Regions from separate parts of the Homo sapiens genome. Here region 1 is linked to region 2. A link is a loop called in an ENCODE intact Hi-C map of the cell type or tissue named here. Cell type or tissue: heart right ventricle. All regions are shown on one strand. Links, peaks and the distances in the headings refer to the core of each region. The heading gives the core; the rest is flanking DNA.

What was found. A loop is a pair of places that touch in the nucleus more often than their neighbours do. Peaks named below come from ENCODE experiments on the same cell type or tissue, not always from the same donor. Only the 100,000 strongest peaks of a DNase experiment are listed, where the experiment ranks them.
Region 1: it touches region 2 in a loop (2.0-fold over the local background); 3 of 110 quality-filtered maps call a loop at or near these places.

Annotation. Positions count from the first base shown.
Region 1 is chr4:113,466,395-113,482,475 of GRCh38, forward strand. All of the region lies in intron 16 of CAMK2D (calcium/calmodulin dependent protein kinase II delta), which reads right to left. Among named protein-coding and RNA genes, the nearest start is that of CAMK2D, 290 kb to the right of the region's middle. In heart right ventricle, for the core only: no CTCF peak of the experiment used is centred there; no DNase peak of the experiment used is centred there; H3K27ac peaks cover 4,339 bases.
Region 2 is chr4:113,517,412-113,533,492 of GRCh38, forward strand. CAMK2D (calcium/calmodulin dependent protein kinase II delta) reads right to left here. Exons shown (of 21, transcript NM_001321571.2): 8 at 13,805-13,888; 9 at 152-246. Among named protein-coding and RNA genes, the nearest start is that of CAMK2D, 240 kb to the right of the region's middle. In heart right ventricle, for the core only: no CTCF peak of the experiment used is centred there; no DNase peak of the experiment used is centred there; H3K27ac peaks cover 543 bases.

The DNA.
Region 1 (16,081 bases), core at 5,046-13,045, 50 kb before region 2:
GTATCATTCTAATAATATGTCTATCTTCAGAGTAAAGATGATATCTTGCATTGAGATATTGAACTTTATATAATTATTTGCATTTTCTCACTTTTCTGCTTGACAAACTCTACAAAAGGATGCCGACACTGTGACTGGCCTTTGTTTTTAGACAAATGGCCTTTAGTAAACTCTACAAATTGAAGAAGTGACATATGAATCAATACTGTAGATGTAGGCAGATAATAAGATGAAAGCCTCCAGGTATAGCTGTCAAACCCAACACCAATCATGATTTGTTTCTATTCCTAGCCCATAATTGGTGAAATTATTAATAGTGGTTTGGCTCAAATCCTATCTATTCAGTGAATTTGTTTCTACTGACATCTGCCTCAAGTGTTCTTTCTCTTTTTTGAAAGCCTGCAGCATCTGTATCACTCGGCAATTATGCATATGCTATCTCTTGATACCTTCTTTAGTTTAAAACACATTATTACTTGTTTTAAATTGTTATTAAACTTTCTGTACTGTGTAATGTGTCTTCCTTGTTAACTTAAAAGCTTCCCGAGGGCAAAGAACATTTTATTTTCTTGTATAGCCTAAAAAGCTTTGTTCAGTGTCTTTTATGGAATAGATGCTCAATGTTTGTGAATTTAATCAATTGAGACTAATAAACTTTTCTTGATTTCAGAACACTGTTCTCTTATTTATAAAATTACTGCATGAAATATTTTAGAAATCAAATTTTACTGGATTTTAAGAATATTGCGATATTCCCTTAAAATCACTGAACATAGACTGGGAATCACAAAATGTTACTTCCCATCTTATCTTACTGAGGTAGTGAGGCTATTGATCACGAAGAAAGCTGACCTCAGGTTTTATTCTTTATTGACTAAAGAAACCAGTTTGCATTTTTTATGAATCTGATCTTCATCAAGCAGATTTTAACCACAAGCTTAAATGCTTACTTTCACTCTGAAACTTCAGGTTACCTAGGTGATGACATTATTTAAAAATAAATTTTCTATAAACCACATTTTACTTCATCGAGACTATATGAGACTATATCATAACAAATACAAGTAATAAACTATCCTATAAAATGTGATTAAGTTAGTCCATAATATGGTTGCTAACAATGTCAAGGTCTATAATATTAAAAAATCACTATATGGGTTAGAATTCATATTTAGTTACATAATTACTTTTCATTTATATAAAGTAATATAACACAGCTCCTACAGAAGTCCAAAACATTTCTTGCCCTTGCTCATTTGATTGATGAATATCAATAATACATTCAACAGCAAAACATAGTGACAGAAGTGGTATCAGGGCATGATTTTGTAATAAGGATCCTGCCAGTGACACATTTTAGCTTAATTCAGTTAGGCAATAGGTGATTCATCTGTCTGTGCCCTCAACAGTATGAACATTTGGCAAAAGCTAATGACAGCTGACCCGATTCTGGAATATAAGGGATACGGGTGAGGAGGATCTCAGAAAATGAGATTATAAAAATGTGGCCACCAAAACTTCTCTCTCACATGAAATCCTCATTTCAAACTAACAGATTTTTTTTTTTGGTCTGATATACAGCTGATAGGAAAAACTACAGTTTAGAAAACATGGCCAATTTGAAATGAGCATAAGATCAACGTCCTTCGTGGAGCTTCATTAGGGTAGGCTTCAGTTTATAGAGTGTGAAGAGTTTAGGATCACTTCCTAAAGTTTCTGAAAGTCTCTGCACTGCCTCACAAGCATAATATGGAATTAGAATCATCGGGTGTATATGGCCATCTTTTACTTTCTGAACCACTGTGGAAATACGCATTCACTCTTAAGTATTTTGCATGCCACAACTGGCTTAAGGGTTGTCCTGCATAAACAAAGCAACACAAATTGCCTTCTCTCACTTCTTATGCTTAGAAACGATGGTGCTTTTGCTGGCAGGACAACAAATGGGAATTAGCCAGGATGCTTCTGTGCTGTATCACCATAAAAACAATGTGACTCGTTTGGCTTAGGAGGGGCCTGGAACTCAGGAATCTTTAGAGTGCTTATTTCACTGGGGCAAAGGAGCTTGAGTGAGTCACAGGCGGCACATGACAGCTGACTCTTTAAAGGAAAGCAGAAGGCTGGAAATGAATCATTTGTATATAGTAGTCAGCTTGTTGTTGGAACTGTTGCCACAAGCCCAGCATCTGACCTAGAGGAAGAGCGAGGGTTTGGTGTTAGCTAGCTCTACTCTCAATCAGCAGTGAGGTTGAGGAACAGTTACTGTGTCAGTGGCTTGGACAGACAAGTTGTGTGGGGAGGGGGTCCATTCTCATCTGGCCTTCCCTCTTCCTGAACACCAAGTAATAAATAACCACTCCAAAAGTCAAAGTGGAGAGCTTGTGATGTGTCCCTAATTATACCACGATGAATGCAGAATGTACCAGTAAGGTGTTCCCTGAATACCAGAAGCTTCTTCCACTCCAGAGCTAGCCATTTAATCGCAGGAAGCTGTTTACCTACTAGGTTTATTTCTAGAACTGAAGTGCTCAAGCCTATACTCATAGGACACAAAGTACTTTCTGGCGATTTCTAGATTCTTAGGAAAAGGAAAAAGAGAAAACCAAGTGGGAGAGATGTTCCAGGTTCTGAGTGGAATTACTTTCCATGCAATTATGCACAAAGAATTGGGAACATTTTCCCTTTCAAATTCATATATTTTTGGCTCTTGTTCTAAGAGGCCTGGAAGAGTAAGATAAGGGTGTGAATGATCCCAGTGTTTGAAAACAAAATAAAACCCAAGAACTGAGAGTAACTACATAATAAAACAACTTACAGATTTCAACATTTCCTCAAACATTAGATTTGGTTACTATAACAATACTCAGGAATGCAGTGATTATTTCTTGGTTTAACAGATAAATAAAGGGATTATGCGCATTGCCCAAAGGTATGGAGTTTGCTGATCACTCCTTCCCACCTTCTTGTCTTGGAACACTCTCCTTTTACTTAACTCTCTTGCTTTTCTACATGTTCTCATTCTCATTTGCCATGTTATCCTTCTCTACCTGGATATTAAATGCTTCAATTCCTTCTAAAGACTCAATTTGAGTCCCTCTCCTTATCTCATGCTGCATCCCTAAAGTCCTGTGTACACCAGTGTTTTAAATAGTCATCTATATTCCAATGACTCCCAAATTGTTAACCTCCTTTCTAGACTCTTCCTTCAGATCTATGTGTCAAGGCTATTTTTGAGCCTCCATTTGGGTATCTCAAATGGACCTCAAACCCAACATATACTGAACTGAGCTTAAGAACTTCCACCACTACAAGCCTGCTTGCTCTTCCATGGATCCCCATTTTGGTGAATGGCAAGATCATCTCTCAGTTGCATAAGCCAGAAAGAAACCTGAGGATCATATTTGACTCCCTAAATCCAGCACCTCAAGCCAATCCATTAAGTTCTGTTGAATTTGCCTTCCTCTTCTTTTTGACTTTTTTTCCTCTTCACCCCCACTCTCTCTGGGTATAAGCACCCATCATTTCTTGTCCAGGCTCTGTAACAGCCCTCTGATTTAGTGTTTCTGCAACCAATTTTGCTCTTCACTATTCTGTTCTCTACAATGCAACCACCTCTCTCTCTCTCTTTCTTTTTTTTAAATGCCTATCTCTTCAGATAACCTTCTATTTGAACTCTTCTAAAACCTTCTCACTGCTCTCAGGATAGGTACCTGAAGAGAGACTACAAAACCTTGCGTAATCTGGACTCTGCCCATCTCATTAGACTCATTCAGACTCTTTGACTTTATCTTCTCCAATCCACTCTTGCTCCTTTGTTTTACCAATTCAAAATGGACATTCTGCCTCCTATTACCAGCCCTTTATATGTACTGTCTTCTCTTCTTGGAAAACTGCACCCCCCCCATTTTGCTCCTACTTCTTTTATCAGATCTCAATTCAACTATTATTTCTTCAAAAATGCCTTCCCTGGGCCAGGCGCGGTGGCTCATGCCTGTAATCTCAGCACTTGGAGAGGCCGAGGCGGGTGGATCACGAGGTCAAGAGACCATCCTGGCCAACATGGTGAAACCCCGTCTCTGCTAAAAGTACAAACCTTAGCTAGGTGTGGTGGCACGCACATGTAGTCCCAGCTACTCGGGAGACTGAGGCAGGAGAATCACTTGAACCCGGTAGGTGGAGGTTGCAGTGAGCTGAGATTGCACCATTGCACTCCAGCCTGGTGACAGAGCGAGACTTTGTCTCAAAAAAAAGAAAAAAAAAAAAAAGTCTTCCCTGAGCCTCATGTTAGGTCAGGTCCCCGCGATGTTATGAATTCATACATAGCTGGCACCTGATTTTTAAAAGCACTTAGTACACTTGTATTTACATATTTATTTGCATGTAACCGATTAATCAGTTTTCTCTATTACTCTAGAAGGGTGGTACTGCACCATTGCATCTCTAGCAGATAACACAGTGCATGGCATATAGGAAATGTTTAATAAGTATTTGAATGAATAGTAGGTCCAGAACAAACTCAATTGGTTTCGATTCCCAATCCAATGACCTTTTTAAAATATATGATGGTACATTATTTGGTGATAACCAGACAGCCTTTAAGAAATATAAAATTGACAAATGGAAATAATTTAAGTATAAAGTAGTATGTCTTATCGTTTATTGACAATGACAGAAAACACTTTTTGACTTGTCTAAAACTGATCATCGAACTCCTTTGTTTTCCTGACTTACTCATTTTTGCTAATGAAACCACAATTTTGCCAGTCTCCCAGCTCAAAACCTGGGGTTTCTTCTGGATTCAATTCTTTCTTTGTTTCCATATCCAATCCTCCATGGATCATTCTTTTTCCTTAGCACTTCTGATGATGTTTCCCAGGATACATCCTTAGCCTCTTAATTATTTCATTTGGTTACTCTTGGCAATCTCATTCACTCCTCTGGCTCTGACCGCATGCTGAAGACTGCCAATTCTCTATCTCGGAGACCTTAAATCTTTCTAGGCTCCATGCTCATATTTCTAACTGCATTCTAAACATCTGAATTTGTCCTGGCATTTCAGACCCAGGGTGCCCAAAATGAACCTCAGTATTTTTCTCACAAAGTCTGATGCCTCTCTGGAATTTCTCATCTTGGATAGTGGCATCATAATCTACTCAGCTGCCCAAACTGGAAGCCTTGCTATCTCCTTTCTTTTTATTCCTCATAGATCTTTAGCCATTCTACATTCTTCCAACTCTTTCTCAGAGCCATTTCTTCCTCTCTAGGCTCACTGCCACTACTCTGATTCAGGCTCTCGGAAGTTCCTGACCCTTCCTGCTCCCAGGTCTCCCACACCGGCCTCTCTCACTCCTCACTGTTGCAGAATCATCACTCTATAGAACAGAGCTGCCATTGTCCCCCACCCCTTTAAGGTTTCTAGTCCCCCTCCTCTCATGGTCTAGAAGCTGAAGCCCAAAGTTCTCTGTTTTAAAGATCTTCTTACTTTTCCTGCTTTATCTCTTGACACTTTTTGTCCTCTAGGGCTTTTATATATTCTCCAGCCACACCAAGGGGCTCACCTTTCCTCAGCTAGTCCTGGCTCTTTGATAACTGTACTTTTCCTGCCATTTTTCCTTCTGCCAGAAGCTCTCCCTCTTCTGCCTGAAAATCTTTTTCAATACCTTGCTCAAGTGTCACTTTGTCTGTATTGCTCTTCCTGCGTGCTTCAGACCCAGCTACTTTACGTTACTTTGATCTTACTGCATTATCACGGGATGTTCATATATCTAACTAGAACTTGACCAGTTTATAGTCTGAACACCTAGTACTGAGTCAACGTCCATAAATGCATGCATGTATGAATAAATATCAGTATATGGTTAGACAATATATATAAAATACTGTGTACATTTTAAATCACTAGATAAATGCAAGTATGTAGACAATTATCATGTATGATAGCAGTTTGGATGTGGCGGTGCTGAGAAGGCACCTTGGATACTTCAGAGTCTGCATCAGGACCAAAGTTTATGAGGCTGCAGTATTTCAGATGCCGGAATAGCAGCAGATTTAATCTTAAAAGTTTAGTAAGATAAACCAGATACTTCTAGTCAATGTTTACATTTAATATTTCTTTTCAAGAGGGTTGAGTGCAAAGAAATTCTAGTATTTGAGCTTGAGCTTTTCAGTTGTTTAGATTTTGGATTAATCAGTTCATTGAAGTGAAACTACTTGATGATAAGCCCTATTGAGAGGTCTAGCTGACTACAATGAAACTTGGACCACAAAATAAACTGAATTTATACCTGCAAATGTGTCTTCACTGGGATGTTTGCAGAGTGTCATATGTTGAAATCTTTTAGTGAATTGTGCCTAAAAAGCACTTATTCAATGATCAAAAGCTGTGCAATTAAAATTGTTATATAGCAACAATTTTTGTATCATCTTAAGTTAGCAATTCTATTTATTTACTTTCTTAATATGTCTAGTTCTATTTAATTTAAATCCTTCTTTCTACATTTCTTACAGGTTATTGGGTACTTGGCTGTCAGAGACTTGAAGGACAAGGAGGTTAAGTGACTTGCTCAAGTCATCTAGCAAATTCAGAGGCTGTGCCAGGGTTAGAGCTTTATTTGGCTAAGGTTCCCCTCTGCTGTTCAATTCACTGATCTATGTTCCTTTCCAGCCCACAGTGCTTTACTTCAATATTTTGAAATCATAAACTTAAATGAACCACCTAAATGCCTTTGAACTTACTCTGGCAAGGTGACTGACTACTTAATTACTAGGCTAAGGGTGTAATTAATTATTACATCAATTTCACACAACTGGGTGCCCCGTGGTTTTATTGTCTTTTTCCATGCTGCCATTAACAAAATTAACCCTTGGGAATAGTTACTATTTTAGGCAACTATACAAATTATGCTCTTGGTAGTTTTACAGAAAAAGGTGCCTATCAATTCAGTTATATTTGGCATTCTCTGTGCAATTAGCGGCTTGTTTCTCTGTGACTTTATTTTTACTTCACTAGACTGATGTAGCAGTTAATGTTGGGGAGAGGAATTTTCATAATTTTGGCTTTTAAAATCAAACTTATCACAGATTCTAAAGTTGAGTGATTTAATATTTTATTCAAATATAAGACATGGCAATTACTAAATTTCTATTCACGAATGTTTACTGTAAACCTCTTTTATCCAGAAGTCACCTGTTGAATAACATCAACTTTTCACCCTTTAATTACTAGAGGCTTTCAGGATTAAAAAAAATAAATAAATTATTCAAACCATCTTTGAACTTTGCTATATAATGCAGAGTAGTTTCATAGTACAAAATGATAGTTAACTGGGGAAGAAGTAATATCAGTCTTAGCCCTGTTAAATTGCTATAGCCTAATAATAAATAATTAACAAATCTTTAAGATCAGAAAGATCTAGCATTGGGATCATTTAGAATAAGTACAAATAGGTTTATGTTTTTTTTAGTTTGCAAGGATATCACGGGTTACAGTAAAATATGGTCATGTTATTCCTAAAATTACCTTTGACCGGAAATGGAAATAAAATATTTACTATTAAATTAAAGGAGGTATAAAGTATTTATAAAGATTTTCATTAAAAAATGACTTAAATAAATGTTTTAGAGTCTAAAGAAACTATGATTACACAGAACATTTGCTTATGTGAAAGAATTCACTCTAGCCACATTAAAGTAATTGGGTAACTATTCTGCCACCCCCAGCTGACTTGCAGAAGCTAGAAATAGCACAGCATTGTGAATACCATTGAGTATTTCAAGTATTAAGATGTTCCATGAATCACATAGGTGTGGTACCATTTCCAGTTAAGAGTTGATGACATGGAAGAAAAAGATTTTAAGAAACTGGTCAAAGACTCACATCCTCTGCTCAGATTTAAGATTATAAAGTCTCTTGGCATTCAAGTTTACACATTTGCATGATCAGAGATGTTCTAAGCATTCTCTAAGGGTATCTCTTCTCTCCACTGTGTAACCAAGGTGATGGCCACAGTTATTTTCTTGAAAGAAAAAAATTCAGACGTGGAAAAGAGACAATGAGACCAATTAGTCATAAAGTTTTAAAATATTTGGAAAGTCCTTTTTGGCCTTTTTTTTTTTTTTTTTTTTTTTTTTTGGTCATGAAAGCAATCCAGCTGCCCCTGGGTGCTGTAATGATTTCAACTAACTCTGCTAATCAATTTTATATTAGTCAAAACGGAGCATATATCTTTCAGGTCAAGAGTTTATTTATTTATTTATTTGTTTATTTTTTGAGAAGAAGTTTTGCTCTTGTCCCCCAGGCTGGAGTGCAAAGGTGTGATCTCGGCTCACTGCAACCTCCACCTCCCGGGTTCAAGCGATTCTCCTGTCTCAGCCTCCAGAGTAGCTGGGATTACAGGTGCCTGCCACCACACCCAGCTAATTTTTGTATTTTTAGTAGAGACAGGGTTTCACCATGTTGGCCATGCTGGTCTTGAACTCCTGACCTCAGGTGATCTGCCCGCCTCGACCTCCCAAAGTGCTGGGATTACAGGCGTGAGCCACCGTGCCTGGCGGAGAGTTAATTTCAAAGTGTTAATATTCTGTCCTCCCTTCAGTATTAATAGCTAGAAATATAAAAAGTGAGAATGGTTAAAATCCTTTACAGTCATGATAGTAGGTTTTAATTTCTTTCAGTGATTTCAGTTGCTGTTGTTTAGCTTACAATTAATTTAGCTTCTTTTCAATAACTGATTTCATCCCTTTATGAAAAGTATACTATTTGAACTTAGTAAATAATAGAATTTAGTTTATTCCTGGGTAAATTCATTTATAGCCACATTTTCCTGAGTAAATAAACTGGTAAATTTGTGAATGCTTTCTTGGATCAAGAAGGCAGAAAGAGCTGAAGAGCATGTCCTCTCTACCAAATAAGCATCATATCCCTTTGCTGGTTTTGAATAACTAACAAACAAACAAACAAACAAAATTCCATAGTATCAACTGAACTGTTATGTCCTTGAATTTATTTTTTGAGAAAGAACTAGGCTGACTATATTAAGAGTACTCAAAATGTTATTATGCATCCATAATTATTGAACTCCAAGTGATCTTTTTAAAGGTATCTTCCCCCCATCTTCTTGCTAGTGTAGGCTCTCAGTCATATTTCAGTGTTTCTCACACCAATGTTGCCTCAATGAGGTAGAAGCTAAGCAGTTTTACCAACTAACATAGTATGAATATTTCAACTGTAAGAATGTCATTTCACTTCTTTGTGTTGCATACTTCTTATCTTATTTTGACTCAAGAAGTCTCTTCTTCTGGAAGAGACTGTCCAGATAACAAAGCAGATCTTTTACTACACAGGAATATGCAGCAGCATCTCCGATCATTGTACTTTCATGTTTTCTAGCTTATTCTTATCTTCAGCAGCTGCAAAAATAGTAGCTTGTGCTTTCATTACAAAGTCCATCACTATCCAGTCCATAGCTCCCTGAATCAATAAAAGATAATCTGCAAGGGCAGATTATCTTCAGTGAAGTGGGAAGAAGAAAGGCCAATTTACAAAACATATGGGAAAATCAGTCTCCTCCCATTCATTGTTTAAAACTACTAAAGCATCTGTAGTCAACAGTAAGTGGGGAACTAGTGGAAAAAAGTTTATAATACAAATAAAATAATTAAGGAGAATTTTTCCAATTTGGAAAATTATGAAAAAATGATAGAACCTCTTGATATGTCAGGAGTATGTTGCATTCATCTATGGCATTGTAGATCCAAAGGCCAGGGCTCAACGTAATATGTGTGCCTATATGCCCAACTTTGATGATTACTGTAGCTTTCTCAGATGTCAGACCATTGGACTGAAAAGGCACAGCATTGTAAATCTGTGTAAATTTACAATGGTCTGTCACAACTTGCAAGACTTATTTAGGTTTGGAGGAAAATTATTTATACTTCCCATTTTTACCACACACACATTCACATAGTGATGCTGAAACTGCATTTGCAAAAATTACGACAACGAGATAAATGTGACATAACTGACTTTATCTTGCTTTTAACCTCACAAGCTAACTGCCCTTGCTCATTCCTGGGTGTAAACCAAGCCAACTATGGGAGAAATTTACTTTACGGTTTAACTTTAAAGCAAGGATGATTACAGGCCTTTCCCAAAATTATGCCCCCTCCTTGTTCAGGACTGAAACTACCTTCATAAAACTAATAAAAGGCCACAAGGTTAGAATTATGGTAGAGTCTTGAATTTGCTAAGATCTATGAATAGTTAAGCAATAACCAGCTATTGTTCCCTAGTTTGCTTACTGATCAGGAGTCATGTACCTGGAGGTCACAAGATATATAACTTCTTCAATTACCCCTAATAGATAACATTACTAATGTAAAACCTAAGATTGGTCTTTGAGATATTTTTCAGACTTTTGCATTCTGGTGAACCAACTGATGCCACCCTTTGTATGTGACTCATACAAAGGAACTGACTCAACCGGTCCTGCAACCCCCACCCAGAAACTAACTCAGCACATGAAGACAGTTCTGACACACCTATGATTTCATTCCCAACCAATCAGCAGCACCCTTTCCCTAGCCCCCTGCCTGCCAAATTATCCTTAACAACCCAAGCCTCCAAGTTCTCAGAGAGGCAGATTTCAGAAACATGTCCTGTCTTCCTGCTTGGATGCCCTGCAATAACTAAACTGTTTCTCTACTGCAACATCACTGTCTCAGTGTATTGGCCTTATCTGTACAGCAGATGAGAAGAATCCATTGGGCTGTACCCATGTGAATGCCTATAACTCTTCCAATGTCGTCATGCATTTGAAAGCAATGATAAGACTCGTAGGCCCAAGAGCCATTTCCGTGCTTAGTTACTACATTGGTTAAAGCTTACTTTGGGAAGTTAAAAATATCCTATCATACCAGAAATTACTAAATGATTCACAGTAACACATGCTTTTTAATAAAGGATACCTCACATTGGTACTGTATAATCAGTTTAGCTCTGGGATATTTGCCTCTAAATTCAGCTTAGATAATTAATTTAAAAATTCTTGTTGAAATATTGGGGCCCAGTTGGCCAGGTGCAGTGGCCCATGCCTGTAATCCCAGCACTTTGGGAGGCTGAGGTGAATGGATCACTTGAGGTCAGGAGTTCGAGACCAGCCTGGCCACCATGGTAAAGCCCTATCTCTACTAAAAATACAAAAATTAGCCAGGTGTGGTGGTGGGTGCCTGTAGTCCCAGCTACTCGGGAGGCTGAGGCAGGAGAATTGCTTGAACGTGGGTGGTGGAGGTTGAAGTGAGCCGAGATTGTGCCACTGCACTCCAGCCTGGGCAACAGAGTGAGACTCTGTCTCAAAAAAAAAAAAAAAAGAATATTGGGGCCCAGTTTTACAGGTCCAGTAAAGGTGTTCTTAGTTTAACCAATGCAACTGCAGTAAAAATTAAATTTATGAGCCATATATTTCAGAACCAACAACATATTATGTATTCTCATTTATTCCAACATGTATTATAAATGTAAATTACCATAAATTATGAATTTATTTCAAAATTTAATGTATAGTAGATACATATTTGTGAGTATGACTCCTTCAAAAGATGAACAGTCTTCAAAGACACCATTCAAGTTACTTAATAAGTAATTAATATTCCACACTTAGGAAATCTGCATTTATATTATATGAACTGAGATTAAGACAATAGTAAGAATTTTACATTAAAAAAAAACTGGAGATAACATGAAAATATTGACTTGGAGGTTTCAGAGAGGATGACTACTGAGAATGACTACAAAGGTTATCGCTGGCACTTGCATAGTCAGATTACAACCACACAGCACTTACCGAAGTGAGGTTAATTTAACTAACCCAGATGATGAAATTCCTCAATAACTTACAACACTGCTCCTGTTACAAAATTGTAGTACAGATTTAAAGAATACCAACTCAGGTACAGATGTTTACACACATCTCAAACAAATGTGTTTTTGTTAGTTTTATTCTCAGTGACAGGTAAACACATTTCATGTTTATTAACTCTTCATATATTTAAATAGCCCTAAGTTCCTTCTTAGGCTTCTCTCTTCTTATAAAGATTATGAGTGAAGAGCTTCTATTTCTTGAAGAGAGACTTAAATATACAATCTCATATGCTCACACTCTTCCTACATTGGTCAAAATACCACTTAAAAAATCACAACACTCTTTTGGAAGTAAGTTATTTTTTCTGTCATTACGGACCATTAACCTTTCCAGAGGTATTTCTTTACTGTTTAGTAATATGTTTACATTTTTGTGTAGCTTAACTTTGTGTAATGTGGTACAATGTTTAATCAGAATGCTATAATTCTGTGTGAAGTGGCCTAGGCATGGAGTAAAAATACTCTACTTAAAATACTCACGGCCCCAAAACATTATTTTCTCCAGTGGAAAACATTTCCTAATTCAAATTGTACAATTGTAAAAAAAATGACATTTGGAGCAGGATTTTTTTTTCTTTCTTTTTAAATTTGAAAACACATAATGGTATAAGTTTTTGTCTATTATCCCAACTTTTCCTGAAATCCAAATTCTCTCCATAACATTTACCATCTGTGTTTTGCCAGACAGACATGCTGTAAATAACCACATGCAGTGATGTTAATAAAGAAACCAATGATCCTGTACACAGTCAATTCAAAAACAAATCATAGGTCTTTCACATTTAATCTGTTAACTTCTATCAAGATAGTTAGTTTCTTTTGAGGAAACACTGAACCGGGTAATCACAATTTCTAAAAGGGACATTATATGTTATCGTTCTTGAGATATTTTGCTTGAGAAGTGTTTAAGTAATTTTGCATAGATATGCTCCTTTTTAAATTCACATTTTACTTTTGTGGAAAACAATCAGTCTACATATTTTTCTTTTCCTCTCAGCAGTGATAATCAAGACACAGGCAAAATTGAGCCAATTTTTCAAAACAGTTGAACATATCCAGAGATAAAAGGACTACTTCAAATGAGGGATGACTTTGAGTTATTACTTAAAACATGTTTAATAAGTACAAAATATGTCTCAACTCAGAATTAATGTAGAAACCTCATAATTAATTCATTAATCTATTAAGTGCCTATTATATGGTACTATGGAGGCCAAAAGTAGTGAACTAAAATACTTTAATTGTTTAAAATTCATAATGAGTTAAAAGAACACCGTCATCTTCACAAACACTTTAAAAAAACCATCAGTTTCGATTTTAAAGCAAAAATGAACTTGTTTTCTGCACTTGGGCAGCTTTATGTAGTTTGGGTATTTATGCACATAGGTTGGCTGGATGTGGGTCTTAACATTTATACCTACTTATCTAAAATAAATGTTTCAGAAAATAGAAACGATGTTTAAAAACACACACACAGTTCTCTCTGGATTTATGGACTGTTTTAAATCATGGGCCAGGAATTATACTAGGCATTTAATAGATTGTATCACTATTCAACATGAGTATGCTCTCTTATTGTTATTATTATTTTCAGGTTGAGCCATATGAAATTACTTTTGTAGGTAAAAAATGGTTAGGTATTGACATATTATTATTATTTTTGTTTTAGAGATGGAGTCTAACTCTGTCGCCCAGGTTGGGGTGCAGTGGCGGGATCTTGGCTCACTGCAACCTCTGCCTCCCGGGTTCCAGCAATTCTCCTGCCTCAGCCTCCTGAGTAGCTGGGACTACAGGTGCATGCCGCCACACCGGCTAATTTCTTTTGTATTTTAGTAGAGACAGGGTTTCACTGTGTTGCCCAGGCTTGTCTCGAACTCCTGAGTTCAGGTAATCCGCCCGCCTCGGCCTCCCAAAGTGCTAGAATTACAGGCGTGAACTACCGCACCCGGCCAGCATTGACATATTATTATCCCTATTGTACATATGACTCAGAATGGTTTACATGAGCAGTCAGAATGCATATTCAATGGAGAGCTGGGCTGGGATTCAAATCTAGTATATTTGACACCAAAGCGCGTCCTCCATTCCAATAGGAAAAAACATCCTATGACTTAATGCTATGATATGAATGTATGCGTCCCTACAAAGTCCATGTTGCACCTTAATACCAAACATTGATGGTATTAACAGGTGGGGCCCTTGAGTGGTTATTAGAAGGGGACTAGTGCCCTTATAAAAGGGCTTGAGGGCCGGGTGCAGTGGCTCACATCTGTAATCCCAGCACTTTGGGAGACCAAGGTGGGCGGATCACTTGAGGTCAGGAGTTCGAAACTAGCTTGGCAAACATGGTGAAACCTTGTCTCTACTAAAAATACAAAAATTAGCTCTGCACGGTGGCGGGTGCCTGTAATCCCAGCTACTCGGGAGTCTGAGGCAGGATAATTGCTTGAACCTAGCAGGCGGAGGTTGCAGTGAGCTGAGATTGTGCCACTGCACTCCAACCTGGGTGACAGGGTGAGACTCCTCTTCAAAAACAAAAAAAGGGCTTGAGGGATTGGCTAGTCCCTTCCATTCCTTCTGCCATGTGAAGACACAGCAAGAGGTGCCATTTTTAAAGCAGAGAGCAAGCGTTCACCAGACATCAAGTCTGCTGGCACCTTGATCTTAGACTTTCCAGCCTCCAAAACTGTGAAAAATAAATTTCTACTATTTATAAATTACCCAGTCTGTGATATTTTGTTATAGCATCACAAATGGACTAAGACACTTTTAAAACATGCATTTTCGGTGTTTTTAACTCCTAAATTATGGAGCGAGGTAATTATATGTACAAAAACCTACACAGAAAAAGTTGTAAACTGATCACAATTTCAGGAGAATTCCGATCATTTTAGTGGCTGCTAGGACATGTCATGGTTGGTATCCACTATGCTTCCTTCCTCTACCAATTAAATATTTATTATTCCCACTATTGCCCAACACTATTCTAGATACTATGAATATGGCTATAAACAAAACAGACAAAAATCTCTGCTCTACAGAAACTTACATTTTAGTAGGGGGAAGAGGAACAGGAAACAAGTAAAATAGATATTTCAGATAATAAATATAAAGAGAAAAGTAAAACAGGAGAATGGGGAGTGCTGGATTTGGAGGGATGTAAATTTTCATTTTATTTTATTTTTTGAGACAGAGTCTCACTCTGCTGCCCAGGCTGGAGTGCAGTGGTGCCATCTCAGTTCACTGCAACCTCTGCCTCCCAAGTTCCAGTGATTCTTGTGCCTCAGCCTCCCAAGTAGCTGAGATTACAGGCATGCACCACCACACCTGGCTAATTTTGTTGTATTTTTAGTAGAGATGGGGTTTTGTCATGTTGGCCAGGCTGGTCTCAAAAACTCCTGGCCTCAAGTGATCTGCCTGCCTCCCAAAGTGCTGGGATTACAGGCATGAACCACCATGCCCAGTCTGGAGGGATGTAATTTAAAATAAGGTAGTAAAAGATCTCACAGAGAGGGTAACTTTTGATAACATTTGGTCAGAGACTTAAAAAGAGAAAGGGCAGTAAGCCACATGGAAATGTGTATCAGGACATACCAGACATGGAATAGTAAGTGCAAGGCCCTGTGGCAGGAACCTGCTTGATACATTTCAGAAACAGTGTTCCTGATGCACATATAATAATAGGACATTAAGTCAGATGGCAAGGCAAGGCATGTCTGAAGGAGCCCTGGTCATGGTAGGCCTTTTAATAGATTCTGATGTCTTTGGCAGCCACTGGAGAATACAGAGCAAGAGCAGCACATGATCTAATGTATTTTTGAAAGTGTAACTCTATTCTCTGTTGAGAATAGACTGTAAGCAGAAGCAGGTCAATGGCTAAGAAGCTATGTCAATAATATCAGCAAAAGATGATTATATCTTAAGTTAGAGTGATGGCAATGGAGTTGGTGAGCAGCAGTCAATTCCAAAAAAAAGTGTGCATTTTGAAGAACTAGTAGGATTTTCTGAGACCGCATGTGGGGTATAAGCAAAACTAAGGAGACAAAGAAATTAAAAGAAACTGAGGAGACAAAGAAAGACTAAGGATGATGATGAAGGTGTGTTAAAAGCACTAGAATATAACATAGTCATATCAATTCAGTTTTCTTAGATGCATTTGAACAC
Region 2 (16,081 bases), core at 3,576-11,575:
GCATTTCTTTCTCCCTTTCCTTAAGAGAGAGGGAAATAATATGAGAAAGTGGTAAAAATTATGGTTAAAAGAAAAATGAAAAGATCTGGCTCTTGGTCAACAGGCAAAAGACAAACCTTCATCTAAAGTGATATAAATAGTTATTACATACATCATAAGCTCCAGCCTTGATCTGCTGATAGAGTCTGTGTTGGTCTTCATCCCAGAAGGGTGGATACCCCACAAGTAGAATATAGAGAATGACACCTGGAGGAGAATATAATGTTAACACAATTTAAGTCATATAGACAACAGTAAATTAAATGTGGCTGATCCACAATGATATTAAGCCGTAGTTGTTAAAACAGAGAAAACTGGATTGTAGGAAAACTTCAGAAAGATGTGTTATGATCTAGTCTAGAGCAGTCTCTGGAGGGTGAATGCTTCTCCTCCTATGCTCCAGAACTCTGACAATGTGTCAGTCAATGCATGCATCAAAGAATTCTAAAGAGGCATGGCAGGGCAACATTCATTTAGGGCAACATTCTTTGGCCCCCCTGAACTCTTGTCTATAGAGGGTCTTACTGCATTCTTATCTATATAGAGACTATGATTTTAGTCACTGTGAGGTTGAAGTTTAAAAACTAAGCATGTTTTTTATTTCCTCATACTTGTTTTGATGGTCATTGGGACATTTTGTTGAGTGATGGTGTCCTGGTTATAAATCCACGTTCTAAATAACCATAGTCCCTGCAAATGTGGGTACCCCATAGAGACAAAACCCTTTTCTTTTCAGTAATCTTAGTCTTCAAATACTTCAAGCCTTCTCAGTCAAACAACTAAACCAACAAGACTACAGAAGAATATATATTATGGGAGAGGAAAAAGGGAGAGAAGGGAGAAATTCCACAGAAAATTCAAAGTAATAATAACAATAAACACATGGCTGTAATAAAATTTGCTAAAATTTTTCACAAACATAATTATTTATAAATTAACCAAAATCTAATTTCACTTTTAAAATTAAAAAAATTCTGTATTCACAGTTTGTAAATTTCCCTGAAATCATATCTGCAGTCTAAATGTCTGAGATTGTTTTGATACAGTGGTCTTCTCTGTCATCAAATATCTCTCCTGCCACTTTTCACGTATTTTATTGCCTTGCTTAAGGCCTTTGGTTTCTTTCCTAGCTCATTATCCTGGAGGAAGGCAGTCATTCCTCTGACCTCTCCTGTTTGCTTTTTTCTTGCTATGTTTCCTTAAGCCTAGGAAACCTGAGAAGAAGAGTAAGACAGGTGACACTTTGCCAGGTGTACCCTGAGACTTATTTTTTCCCTTATCCAAGGTGGTCTCTTGGTCTCTGTACCTAGGAGATCTATCCCTGCTCCTGTCCAGCAGTCTGGACATCTTTATACAATAGACACTGTAGCAGCTGAAATGGTTTTTAAGCAATGGTTTAATCATCTTAGAATTTTATAGCCTGCTTCAGGAAGATACAGTTCATAAGCAGATTTTTTAAGTCATGTGAATCAATACAAGGATAAAAAATTTTAAACAACATTCTTAAGGAAAAAAAAAAGACCATGAAGAAAACCACAGTATATTGGTACCTCACCTTCATGACATAAAAATAATTTTTCCATACATCTAATGAAAATGATGATAGTAATGATGATGATGAGTGTTTCTCTTTGTGTTCTCAGGAGGCAAGTAGAAAAAAAGCTGTACCTGAGTAGTTTTAGCCCTCAGCTATATAAGGTTCCAGGAGGTTAAGAAGAAAATTTGCTTTGTAATAGTGATAGTTTCCATTGAATATGAACATTTTCCTAATACACATCTGGAATTAGGCTGTTATAGAATTATGAAATAGTGGCTCAACTGAGACATTTAGCATTCTCAACATAGGCTGTTTGTCCTTATGAATTATGTCTGCAGTTGACAGTTGATGTGGTGCTTCTCTGGGAAGAGGAAGCTCACAGAGGGCTCATTCCATGAGAAAAGCAGGCAATATGTAATAGATGCCCACAATTTAGCTGTTTGATGGAGGAGTGTTTACAAAAACATGTACTTTAAATAAAATAATAGCATAAATGTGAAGATTAAAAAAAACACTTTTAGGCCCAAAGACTTAAAAAAAAAACATATTATAGGTGCTATTGACTAGCCTGATGTGAAATTGTCAGTGCCTATTTAAATAAACACCGTTTTGTAAGTTTACTTCAACTTGATTATTAAACAAGCATCTAAAACCTTTCTGAGTTATGCTATTTTGTAGTTCTATTTTCTGAATGTATAGAACAAGTATGAGACTCATGGCATAAGGATAATGTAATACTAATAAATTTTATTGTAGATAACATTTATTCAGAGTTATGTGTGCTTTAATGCATTATCTCATTTAATCCTTGTATAATGCTATGAGGTAGATATTGTTATTATCTGCATTATATTATAGATGAAGAAACAGGCTGAGAGATTAAGTAACTGTTTCAACCACAAGCAGGACAGACATAATGATGCTCTAAACATTCCCTGCAGCCACTTTTTCTTTATCTATGAACTTTAGTAGGAATGATAATATAAAATTTAAAACTTTGTGTTGTCTAACTGAGAGACCTTGACATACTAGCAAAGATGTCCATTTGGTCCTATCTTAAATGTTCCTTGCAGCTACTTTTTCCTTTAGCTAGGTCCTCTAAACAAATGCTTATTTTAAAAGTGTTTGTTGTTCTAGGCCGGGCGTGGTGGCTCACACCTGTAATCCAAGCACTTTGGGAGGCCAAAACGGGCAAATCACCTGAGGTCAGGTGATCACGACCAGCCTGGCCAACATGGTGAAACCCTGTCTCTACTAAAAATACAAAAAAATTAACCGGGCATGGTGGCACATGCCTTTAGTCTCAGCTACTCGGGAGGCTGAGGCAGGAGAATCGCTTCAACTCAGGAGGTGGAGGTTGCAGTGAGCCAAGGTCGTGCCACTGAATTCTACCAGCCTAGGTGACAGAGTCTTGTGACTCTGCCTCAAAAATAAAAATAAAATAAAATAAAATAAAAGTGTTTGTTGTTCTAATTGAGTTCTTGCCTCATGAGTAAGCCCAATTTATCTTTTTAATAAACCTAAATTTTACCTTTTTTCTATGTCAGAGAAAAAAGAAAGGAAAAAATCACTAGCTCTTTTTCTTTGCCCATATACCTAAAGTACTAAAATCATTAAAAGTCAATGAAGAAGTCTTTTTTTTGCGAGACCACTTGAGGGGTGATGATGTGACCTCCAAATGTTGGGTATCTCTCATGACACTAGCAGCCTTTTATGATTACTGCCTACATAATTTTACTGGGGTTGCAAAATAATGATGGCTGGGCATGGTGGCTCACACCTATAATCCCAGCACTTTGGGAGGCTGATGTAGGAGGATCACTTGAGCCCAGGAGTTCAAGATTAGCCTAGCCAACATAGCAAGACCCTGTCTCTTCCAAAAATAGAAAAATTTAGCCAGGTGTGGTGGAATGCACAGCTAGTCCCAGCCACTTGGGAGGCTGAGGTGGGAAGATCACTTGAGCCCAGGAGTTCGAGGCCACAGTGAACCATGATCACATCACTGCATTCCAGCCTGGGCAACAGAGTGAGACTCACAAACAAACAAACAAAATGATGATACTCTAATTATATCATGCTTTCTTTAGACTAAGAAAATCTTGCTCCTTATCCACTTGGTTGGCCTAAGATACAGTTCATATAGGAAAGATAGGCTATTATTTATTTATTTTCCTCTTTACTAGCCAGTTTTTAAAATAACGCATTGGCTCCCCAACATCCCCCAAAGGTTAGGACTTCTGTTGAATTTTGATTATCATTATCAATTCCTGGATTTAAACTTACTTGATGTATTTCAATCTATTATGTTATTTTTCTTATTGATTCTCAATTGCCCCATCTTTGGCTAGTGCCAGCCTCCTCAAAGTGGTTCCTGCATCTGTTAATATAAACTCTGTGGTCCTTAATAGTTTTTCTTTGTGGTATGACAAGATGCTCCTGGATCATCTTGCTTTTTTCCTGTTCTAAACTTGAAATCAGCTGCTATTACAGAAAGTTCTGGTTCCTTTTAATGGTAAATAGTATCTAGAGACCAAGATTGAGCACTTACATGTGCTGTCTTGGAGCTACAGTTTTCTTTGAAAAATAAATCAAGAAATAAGGAGACAGAAGAGAGAATGGAGCAAAAATTACAAATTAAGAATGACTAAGAGACCTAAGAGACCAAACAAGATTATGACAGGAGAGGATAAATAGGAAAATGACTAGATATTTTGATGTTACTAAGCAATAATTATTAAAATTTTAAAACTAATATTACTGTCATATTTAGAGTCCTTTTCTTTTAGAGATATACTTTAAAATATTTATAGATGTATTGATACAATGTTTCAATTTGGTTAAGATAATATTGGAGTGGGAAATGAAAGGGAGGAAATAGATGAAATAAGATTAGCCATCAGTTTATTATAGTATTCTCTCCATTTTATGTTTCACATGTTCCATGACAAACAGTTAAAACTATTTTTGATAGAGTTGGTTCCATATACAGGTAGATATTAAAACTAGTTTTCCTTATCTTATGTATATATTTGTGCTTGGGAGATGCTAGAGATGTCCGGTTAATAAGACTTTTGAGAAGCACTGATTACAATTAGGTAGAAAGACTATATCATCGAGAACATTCAAAATTGATTTTAATAAAAGTTAATGTTAAAAAAGTTGTTAAACCTATAATCTTGTTAATAATTAAACATTCTAAATGCTGTTCTTACAAAAGGAGAGATGAAGAAGGAATGTTGGAGAACTCTGAGAAGATAGTAGGAAGTTAATGGAAGAATCTAAGACAGTTACTGAATATTCTAAGTAAATAAAGGGGTACATTATAAACTTATAAGCAAAATGCATGTGGAACTTGGAAGTACACAATTAATTACATGAGTGATAAGTATGGCTCTCTCTTACCTTGTTGTAGTATGATTAATGGAAAATCATCATACATTTCAAGTAGAGAAAGTGCTCAACTAACACTCTGACCTAAATGGCCAATGAAGGGCAGAACAAAGAGCTAGAAGATCAATGCCAGCAAGATAGGAAGGCATGTTTCAGAGGATGGAAACTATCTATGCCATGTAGTAGGAGTGGCAAACTGACAGGCCTTTTGGCAGCAGGCAGGGATGAAGGCCTGCACCTGTACTGTGTATGGGGTGGGGTGGTCACCAGGGCGGCAGCTGTGTTCATGTGTCTGACAGGTACAATTACTATAAAAGAGCAAAAGCATTGCATCACCTGTTCTTTTGATTATTTTAGAGAAGCAAGAAACTGATAGTTTTTATAGAAATTACTTGCTAATAAATTATAAAGATAAATAATTAACATCAACACTCATAAGAATAAAATGTCCGCATGTCTGACTAAGACAGCAGACTGCCTGCAATGGAGAGAATGTTTGTACGGCTCTCAAAATTCATATGTTGACATCCAAATCCCAATGTGATGGTATTTGGTGTGGTGGGGCCTTTGGGAGATATTTAGTCCATGAGGATGGGTCCCTCATGAACAGGAACAGCACCCTTTTAAGAAGACGGCAGCTAGCTAGCTAGCTCTCTTAACTACCATGTGAGGATACAACAAAAAGTTGGCAGTCTGTAACCCTGAAGAGGGCCCTCACCAAAACCTGACCTGACTATGGTGGCACCCTGATCACAGACTTCCAGCTTCCAGAACTATGAGAAAGAAATTTCGTTGTTTATAAGCCACGCAGTCTATGTGACTTTGTTATAGCAGCCTGAACTAAGACTTCACCTGTTTGCAACCTCTGACATATCCTGTAATAATCCTAAAAACTGCTCTCCTAAAGGAATCTGAAATTAGCTGTGGTAGTATTGCTTAGCTTTGGTGTTGCATCAACATCACCTGGTGCGCTTGTTAAAGTGCAAATTCCTGAGCCTCACCTCAGTGAATCTTTTTTTTTTTAAATTATGCTAAAAATACCTAACATTAAATTTAAACACATGACATTAAATTGTACATAAAAAAGGTCCCGCACAGTGACTTTAAATTGTACATAAAAAAAGGTCCCACACACTTTCAATCCCAGCACTTTGGGAGGCCGAAGTGGGCAGACTGCTTGAGCTCAGGAGTTTGAGACCAGCCTGGGCAACATGGCAAAACCCTGTCTCTACAAAAAGTAAAAAATTAGCAGGGTGTGGTGGTGTGCACCTGTAGTCCCCACTACAGGGGAGGCTAAGGCAGAAGGATAACTTCTGCCTGGGAGGTGGAGGTTGCAGTGAGCTAAGATGGTGCCACTGCACCCCAGCTTGGGCAACAGAGCCAGACCCTGTCTCGAAATAAATAAATAAATAAATAAATAAACAAACAAACAAATAAATAAATAATTAGTACATAAAACAGATCTTTTTTTTTGTTGTTTTTTTGTTTTGTTTTGTTTTTTAAAGACAGGGTCTCACTCTTTTTCACCCAGGCTGAAGTGCAGTGGCATGAACATGGCTCACTGCAGCCTCAACTTCCCTGACTCAAATGATCTTCCCGGGCTCAGCCTCTCGAGCAGAGTAGCTAGGACTACGGGTGTGTGCTACCATGCCCGGCTAATTTTTTCTGTTTTTGTAGAGGTAGGGTCACACTATATGTTACCTAAGCTGGTCTCAAACTTCTGGGCTCAAGTGATTCTCCCACCTTGGCCTCCCACAGTGCTGGGATTACAGGCATCAGCCACCATGTCCAGCCAGATGCACAATTTTTAAGTGAACAGTTTTGTAGTACTAAGTACATTTACACTGTCATGAAACAGATCTCCAGTTTGTTTTCATTTTTCAACACTGAAACTCTATATACATGAAACACTAATTTCCCCTTTCTCTCTAGTTCTTGGTAATCACCTTTCTATTTTCTGTTTCTATGAAAGTGACTGTTTTAATACTTCATGTGAGTAGAATCATAATAATATTTGTGCTTTTGTAACTGGCTTATTTTGCTTAGCATAATGTCCTTGGGGTTCATCCATGTTGTAGCACGGGACAGAATTTCCTTCTTTTTTAAGGTTGTATAATATACAATTATACGTATAAACCACATTTTGTTTAAGCTATTTATCTGTCAATGGACATTTGGGTTACTTCCACCTCCTGGTTGTTGTGAATAGTGTTACTATGATCATAGGTGTACACATATTTCTTCAAGGTGCTTCTTTCAATTCTTTTGGATATATAACCAGAAGTGGGATTGCTGCATCCTGTGGCCCCAGAGAATCTGATTCAATGGTCCTGAGGTAGATCTCAGGAGGGTGCACTTTAGGTCACTCTGAATGAACCATGTGGTTTGTGTTTCAGAGTTTGAAAAACACCAAGTTAGGGAAACCAGACATAGTAAATGTAGAGAAATTTAAGACAGTGTGTAAGTTCAGAGTAAGAGAATATTGGTAAAGACTATGATTGGGAGTAAGGCTCCATGAACTGAAGACTGTTGGAGATGTGGGTAAGAATGGATGAAGGCAGAAGGCTTCTAATCTGGAGGCCTATCTGTGATTGGCCAAGTGTAAGGTAACCTCAGAACTGGTAATAGCAACAGAATATCCAGTAGGCTTGGGATTTCAAAATGACTAAAGTAACTGATAATGACTTACACCAGCTGAAATATGAAAAGGTTAAACCCCAGAAAACACATCATTGCTGAACCTAAATTCACCACACAAGAAAAGAAGAAACATATTCCATAAAATTCCCAAGGTTTGTCCGAAGTCAAGGTACATTTGTGACAGCCACTAATTTATTATCACTCATAACTGTTGAGAGTGATACCTAAGTAAGGCAGAAAAGTAGCAAGACAACACATATGTACATAGGGTGCGGGAGAGACCTATGTTATAGGCTTGCATTTATTTATTTATTTTTAGGCCAAATTGTAGAAGAAGCTCTGTTAGAAATTTGTGATCCAGTGACATCCACAAACATTTCCTCATCCCATTAGGAAATTATGGAAGCAGTTATACATACAATTAAGTCATAAAAATCAATTTACTGCTGTTAATGGCAGAACACAAGGCTATGTTCTTGCTTCATTAATGTTTATTATTTGCTTTCCAGTAATGGAATAGTTGCTTCCAAAGAGAGAGTACAGGTCAGACCATACTCTGTGTGCGATCACAAAAGCAAGGTAATGTTGGAATTCGAGATTTCCTGTGTGCAGATAATTGCATGATTCTAATAAAAATAATGTACAGGCTTGTTTTAGTCATTATACCAATGCCCTGCTTCACTCTGCTCTGCTGTAATGAGGGTTCAGAGCTTAATTCATATAGAAGGCTAGCTGCCTTTCTGCTAAATGGCTTGTTTTGCATTTCTTTTGTTTTCTGAGTAGTGTAATTTTTTACCACTCAACCCAGTGTCTACTCTTGAAAATAAGTCACTACTTAATTGGCAAGAGACAGTGCTAATGAATGGCTAAAAAAGAGTTTCCCTCAGGATAAGCCACAACCTAAAAGCAACCAAATAGTGTGTCCATTACTGTGGTGGTGATTACAATGATGATGAGTTTAAGGGTACATCACCTTACAAATAAAGTGAATTAATGTCACTTTCATGTCACACGAGTGAGGTGATATATAATAAAATGGTAAAACAATTCCAAATCCCACAACAATGACCAAGATATGTAACAAAAGAATACATTATAATGTTCTAGTGGGAGTCATTTCCCCTCAACATGTGATATTAGAACACTTAAGACATTTTCATAGCTGTGTGATCTCAAGTGCATTTCTAGACAAAGCGTCCACACAGTCTCTAAAGAAATGGAAATTGGTGGCACATACATGCTCCAACTGGGGCAAGGCTCATCACAAAGGAATTTGGCTGTTTGCATAATATTATGTGAAGAAAGGATACAATATAGCAAGGTGAAAGGTGGCAAAATTGGGGTTAAAAATCTATGAGATGCCCTATGGCTATAAGTTTCTAAGGAGTCATTCTTGATGTGTGTGTGTGTGTGTGTGTGTGTGTGTGCATGCATGTATGCACATGTGTACGTAGTATCTATCTAATATTTGCTTAACACCTAACAAAATGTTATATAGTTTAGAAAACAAAGATGGAAACTACTCTCTACCTATCCTTTTTCCCTCTTCCAGACAAGAAAGTTAGAGCTTCTAACTTATAAGTTCTCTCACATTTCACAGATATGAAATCTCACTATTATAAGATATTCCATTATTTTAAAAGGTTAGATATATGAACTGTATTACAGAAATGTACTCAGACAATCCACATAAAATCAAATATTCCAAAGTAATATTAAAATTGAACATAGTGTGTTTTGTGAGTCTAAGACAGTGAATCCAAACTCTGATAATACATCATAGGTTATTAAAAATGCAGTTGCCTGTGTTTACCACAGATCCACTAAAGCAGAGGCCCATGCAGGATCTGGGCATTTTGATAGAAAGGCATATGTGGTTTTACTGTGCTTTTTTTTTTTTTTTTTTACTGTACTTTGCAGATATTGCATTTTTTACACACTGAAGGTTTATGATAACCCTGCATTGAGAAAGTCTGTGGTGCCATTTTCCTAACAACTTGGGTTCACTTTGTGTCTCTGTGTCACATTTTGGTGAGTACTGCAATATTTCATGAAAGGAAGAGTTAACTGATGTGGCAAACTTCATTGTTGTCTTATTTTCAGAAATTATCACAGCTTCCCCAACCTTTAGCAACAACTATCCTGATAAGTCAACAGCCATCAACACTGAGGCAAGACTCTTCAGCAAAAATATTGCAACTTGCTGAAGACTCAGATGATGATGATGATATTTTAGCAATACAGTTTTTTTTTTTCTTTTTTCTTTTTGTAGAGATGGGTCATCCTATGTTGCCCAGGCTGGTCTCAAACTCTTGGACTCAAGATCCTCCTGGGTTGGCCTCCCATAATGCAAAGATTACAGGCATGAGTCACTGGGCCTGGCTATTTTAAAGTATTTTTTAGGTAAGGTATGTGCATTTAGACATAATGCTATCGTATACTTAATAGACTATAGTACACTGTAAACATAACTTCTATATGTACTGGGAAACCAAACAATTTGTGTGACTCACTTTATTTTGATATTTGTTCTATTGTGAGACCAGAAATTAAACCCATAATATCTCTGAGGTTTGCCTGTATATGCTTCATCATTGATTTTTCTGCACAGCCAGAGAAGAATCCCTAGCATAAACTATTAGCTTTTTGGGTTTCTTTTTAGTGGATCTGATATTCTTCAACACCAATAAAACTTATACATTATAAAAAAAGGTTTTAAATTTTCAAAAAATTCTTAATTTTTTTGGATTGACAAATTATGATTGAATACATTTATGGGGTATAATATGATGTTTTGATATTTACAGATATACAATGTGGCATAATTAAATAGAGCTAACTCACCTATCTATCACCTCACTTGTCTATCATTTTTTATGGTGACACATTTGAAACATGAAAAAATGTTTTCGATATAAGAACAAATGAATAATTTATTTAAATTCTTTGGCAGAGTAAAATATGATTCAGAAGCTGTGAAATCTGTCCATAATAACACCTTTTACAAAATAAAACAAGGGAAAATAATTTAAAAGTAAAGAAAGAAAGCAGAGAGAGGGAGAGAGAGAATTTGGTATTCAGGTCATCAGATGAGGGCATTCTACTGATAATCACGCCAATAATGCTGAGTTATATAATACACTTTGTTTTTTAAGCCTACTATAATGCATATATCAGTTATCTAGAAACTTCATTTATAAATAAAGACTTTGTATAATAATAGCAATGATAACTATCACTTACTGTATTTAAAAAATCCTCTCTGCAGTCCCATGAGGCAAGAACTTTGATGATCTCCATTTCTAAGAGGGAACTGAGACACAGGGACTAAAGAATTTGTGCCATGTCATACAGCAAGTGAACTGAGAAGCTAAGTGTGTTCTCTTAACCACTATACATACTGCCTCTTACCTATGAAGTAGACAGGAGGGATGAAGAAAAAAAGTAGAAAATAGGAAGGAAACTAGGAAAACAAGGAGAGATAAACACAAAGGCAGAAGAGGCTGGAAAAGGCCTTTGATGAAGCAGGCAAAGAAAGAGTATGAAATGTCCCTTATGCTGAGTCCTGCTTCCCTTGGTTACTGACTATTGTATGCCACACTATCCCTCTAGTGTTCAAGGTCCAAATGCAGCGTTTTAGCTACAACCCCCTATCTTTACAAAAATATAGCTTTATCATGTTTTAAAAATACTTTAAAAAATATGATTGTATCCTTCACAAAACCTGTCTGTGTCTGCCTGAGTCTCAGGCCACTCTGTTGCTTTTTAAATTCATCAGCAGAAACAGATCTATGTATGCTGGGAGCTGATTTATTGCAAGGAAAATATCTGAGATATCTTCCATTAACATTTAGATTTGAACAAAGATATTTTGTGACAATGCTCTAATTCAAGGCATTTTAGAGTTCATGCCTTAGAGTTCATGCTTAGAAGATACTCTCAGGTAGGTAGCAGGAAGACAGAGCTTGGGGCATTCCTAAGACCTTACCCATTAATTAAGTAGCAATTGTCAATTGTCTTCCTTTAAAGTGCACTGCATTTGACCCTCCTACAATTCAATGAGGGTAACATATTCCTATTTTACAGGTAAAGAAACCAACTCAGATATATTAAAGAGACTGGGTTAGTAGGTAAAACGTAAAGACTGAACCCCAGGGGTTGAAACTATAAATATAGTGCCCTATTTTACCACTGCCTTCCCAGGCATGGAGGTAACTCTGAAAGCCCAAGATTCAATCAGTTTAAGATCAAACATCAAGTTGTTACCAAAGAGGTAAAGCTGACAAGAAATATAGTGAGGAACAGCCTATCACTATAAAGTAGTGATGATGAATTTATTAACTTTTTAAACTAAAACAAGTCTAAAAAATTATTTTCAGAATCAAGTAAAGTTTTTTAAATCAACTTTTCCAAGCTTGCTGACAAACACCAAAGGCACTGAAATCTGTCTGCAGCACACTAAAGCCAAACTATGATAGTTAGGTATCTACTTGTAGGCTGGTAGCAATGACATAGTATCAGGAATTTAGGTGATTATGTTGATAATCTTAGTAGGGTAATGTTGCAGCATTCTTTCAGTCTTTCCTGTATTCAAAATATATGTTGAAACATAAAAATTCCATTATAAAAACTGTGGGTGAAAATCCTCCCCATTATATGTCTTTGGGCCTGCATAGGATACTGTTTTTGATTTGAGTTGGCTGATAGAGGCCTAAATCAGACTTCTGTCCCCTCGGGATGGTCAATTTCATTATTTTCCAATATTTACTAGTTCACTCTTAAACTCTGCCAAGTATCATGGGCAAACATAATACTTATTGGAAGGACTGGCTGGATCCATTGAGAAGATAGCAGCATAAATACATAACCACTAGGAGCAATGCTCCACATCCCTGTTATCAAAGTGTTCCAGAAAATGGCAGCATTAGCATCACCTGAGAGTTTGTTAAAAAGGTAAAAGTTTCTATCCTGGATATACTGAATCAGAAACACAGCAATCTGTCATTTAAACAGCTGTCCATGTAATCTTGCTGTAGACTGAGGTTTGAGAACTTCTACTGTAAGTCGATCACTAGAGAATATCAACTTCAAATTTAAAAGATATTACAGGGTGAGTATCCCTTATCCAAAATGCTAAGGACCAGAAATGTTTCAGATTTTGGATTTTTTCAGATTTTGTAGTATTTATACATACATAATAAGATATCTTGGGGATGAGACCCATGTCTAAACATGAAATTCATTTATGTTTTATACACATCTAAACACATAGCCTGAAGGTAATTTTATGAAATATTTTAAATATTTTTTAGCATAAGATAAAGTTTGGACTGTGTCTGACTGCAACCCATCACATGAGGTCAGGTGCAGAATTTTCCACATGTGGCAATCAACGTTGGCACTCAAAACGTTTTGGATTTTGGAAGCATTTTAAATTTCAGATTTTTTGATTAGGGATGTTCAACTTGTATTTTAAATTATAAAAATTGTGGTTGTTATAGACAATATTTGTGTCCCTCATAAAATGCATGTGTTAAAATCCTAACTCCTAATATGATGGAAGGAAGGAAAGTGAGGTCTTTGGTAGGATGGAGGCCTCATGAATGGGATTAATGCTCTTATAAAAGAGACCCTGGGAGCCCCCTCTCTGTTTCTGCCATGTGAAGACACAAAGAGAGGATAACTCTCTATAAAACTAAAAGCAGGCCCTCACCAGACACCGAATCTCCTGGCACCTTGATTTTGAATTTCCCAGCCTTCACAACTGTGAGAAATAAATTTTTGTGGCCAGGCATGCTGGCTCACACCTGTAATCCCAGCACTTTGAGAGGCTGAGGCAGGTGGATCACCTGAGGCAGGAGTTCAAGACCAGCCTGGCCATCATGGTGAAACCCTGTCTCTACTAAAAATACAGAAATTAGCCATGCATGGTTGCACGTGCCTGTAATCCCAGCAACTCAGGAGGCTGAGGCAGGAGAATTGCTTAAACCTGGGAGGCAGAGGTTGCAGTGAGCCGGGATTGTACCACTGCACTCCAGCCTGGGCGACAGAGCAAGACACTGTATCAAAATAAATAAATAAATAAGAAATACATTTTTGTTATTTAACCCACTTGGTCTATGACAGATTGTTATAGCAGACCAAATGGACTAAGACACTAGCTTATCACAAAATTTGCTTCAAAATATAATTGCTTACCACATGCCCACATATCCACTGGCTTTCCATAAGGATCTTTACGTAAAACTTCTGGAGAAAGATATCCAGGTGTGCCAGCAAAACCTAGGGAAAAGAGATGTTAATGAGTCACAGTTGATTTGACAAAACAATATGAAATGGGAAACTAAGAAAGAAAAATATCGGGGGCTTCTTTATCTGATTATATGTTTTTCAAAACACAACAAGGTTCTCAGAGCAATAAATAGTGTAGACTTTCTCTTTATAGAAATATCAACACTAGTATGCCCTGCCCTGTAACTCATTTGAAAAAAAATACATCTTTTTTTCCAGATATGAAGGCCAATCTACTATGCTGCAAAGTCACTGTGTATACTTAAGGCCACTTTTGGTTAGCAATTCTTATTGTCCTTTATGTATATGGGAGTTAAAACTACACCTGAAAAGAAATATGGAGAAGAACTCACCAGGAGAAGATATAAGTCGAAAATATATCACAGAGCTCACTGTGTACTGTTAAATAATCAGTATGTACTTGTAACTGGCAACTAAAGAGAAGATGCAGGAATATTCAGATGAATCACTACTGAACAAGTATCAACTAGACATTCGACTTAAGAAGGGATGTGGTAAGAAAAACTAGATGGGGAAAGAAAACTTCATATTATACATATTGGTATAGAATTCAATAAGTTACACTTAGAAACAATTTATAGCTAGAATCTAGAGTAAAATATTTATTTCTGAAAATAACAGTTTTTTAAATAAAAATGTTTACTTGAAACATACTAAAAATAACTATCCTCATTTGGAAGTTTTCTTTAAAAGCACAAATAAACTAAAAAAAACTTTTTAAAAGTATATATAATGGAATTTCTCCAACCACAGATCACTGATGAAACACACTGTATACTTATTGAAATGCAAAGTGTCCAAGAAAGAAACTTTTTCCCCATTTCTGTGACAAATTTATACTTATTAAGTACAAACAACATGCAAAGAGGTATTAAAAGACAATATATACAACACAGTTACTTCTCTGAACAAAAAAGAAAATGAGGAAAAAAACTTTGCACTTAATCTTTTTTCTTTTCTATTACCATTCTTCTTTTTCTGTTTGTTTTGGGGGAAGATTGGATAGACAATGAGAAGGGATTCCAAGAAAAGACCTGTATGTTGCAATTTAAGCTTCAAATGGACCCTGGGTAATCCATCTGTACCTCAAACTCGACTTGAAATAAATATTTGGTTGGTAGTTGTGAGGTACAGAGAATTACTGAGCAATAATGGTGGTTCCACTGCCTAAAGCTTGAAGATTTCCTCAAGGAGTGATATGCACTCTGTGAATTCCAAGGTAGAGATGGACACAATTGTTTTAAAGAGTTTGCCAGCACTTCTGTCCCCTCCACTCTCACCATCCTTCTCCAACTTCTCTAGAGTTGACAGGCAATGAGACTCCAGTGAGAAATCGATGCTAATGTCCAGATTACATCCAATGTTCTTAGTGTGCACTTTCAGATCCTTTATCATCCGGCTACACTTCATTCATTCAACATGATTTCATTCTCCTTCTGAGCCCTTGACCTGACTAATCTCTTTAAGGTCTTTTAAAAATGGCCTTCTCAGTGTCACCCTTGATACTACTTTTTCTGTTCCTTGAATCCTCAATATTTTTTCTCTACCTCTTTTCTAACAGAGAGTGGCTCTAAGTTATTTCCATCTTAGAGCTCTCCTTAGTTACCTACAGTTCTCGGTGGTCCCTTCTCACCCTGAATTTCAATGACTCTTTTATATACAATCTGTACTCTTCTGTCTAAATCAGTAAACTTTAATAATGTATGATTTCAATAACTTAGAATACATGGCCAGAAGTACGAAATGTTAACAATACCTCTCCTAAGCTTCCCTAAGATAGGGAAGTAAGTTACTATGTGAGGAAGAAATGAAAAGATCATTTAAAATATAAATTATTACAAACCTCTTCTGGAGACTAAAATTCTAAGAGAATACCAGCATGCTCATTCTTATTTAGTTACAACCATCATTTGAGCAGTCAATGGGGTCCTTACCCCAAGAATATTGAAGCATATATCTAAATGCATGGACGTTAGGAAAGAATGTACGGTACAATGTGACCTCATAAATACAGACATATGGGGGGTAAAATAGAGAAGACCTTCTCTGTGGGAAATTAAACTTGCAAGAATCTAGGATTATCATACTACATGCCATCAATAGAAAAAGTAATGAGAGCTTGCCTTTTTTAGGGATAGCATATGTTTCTTACTTTGAAAAACC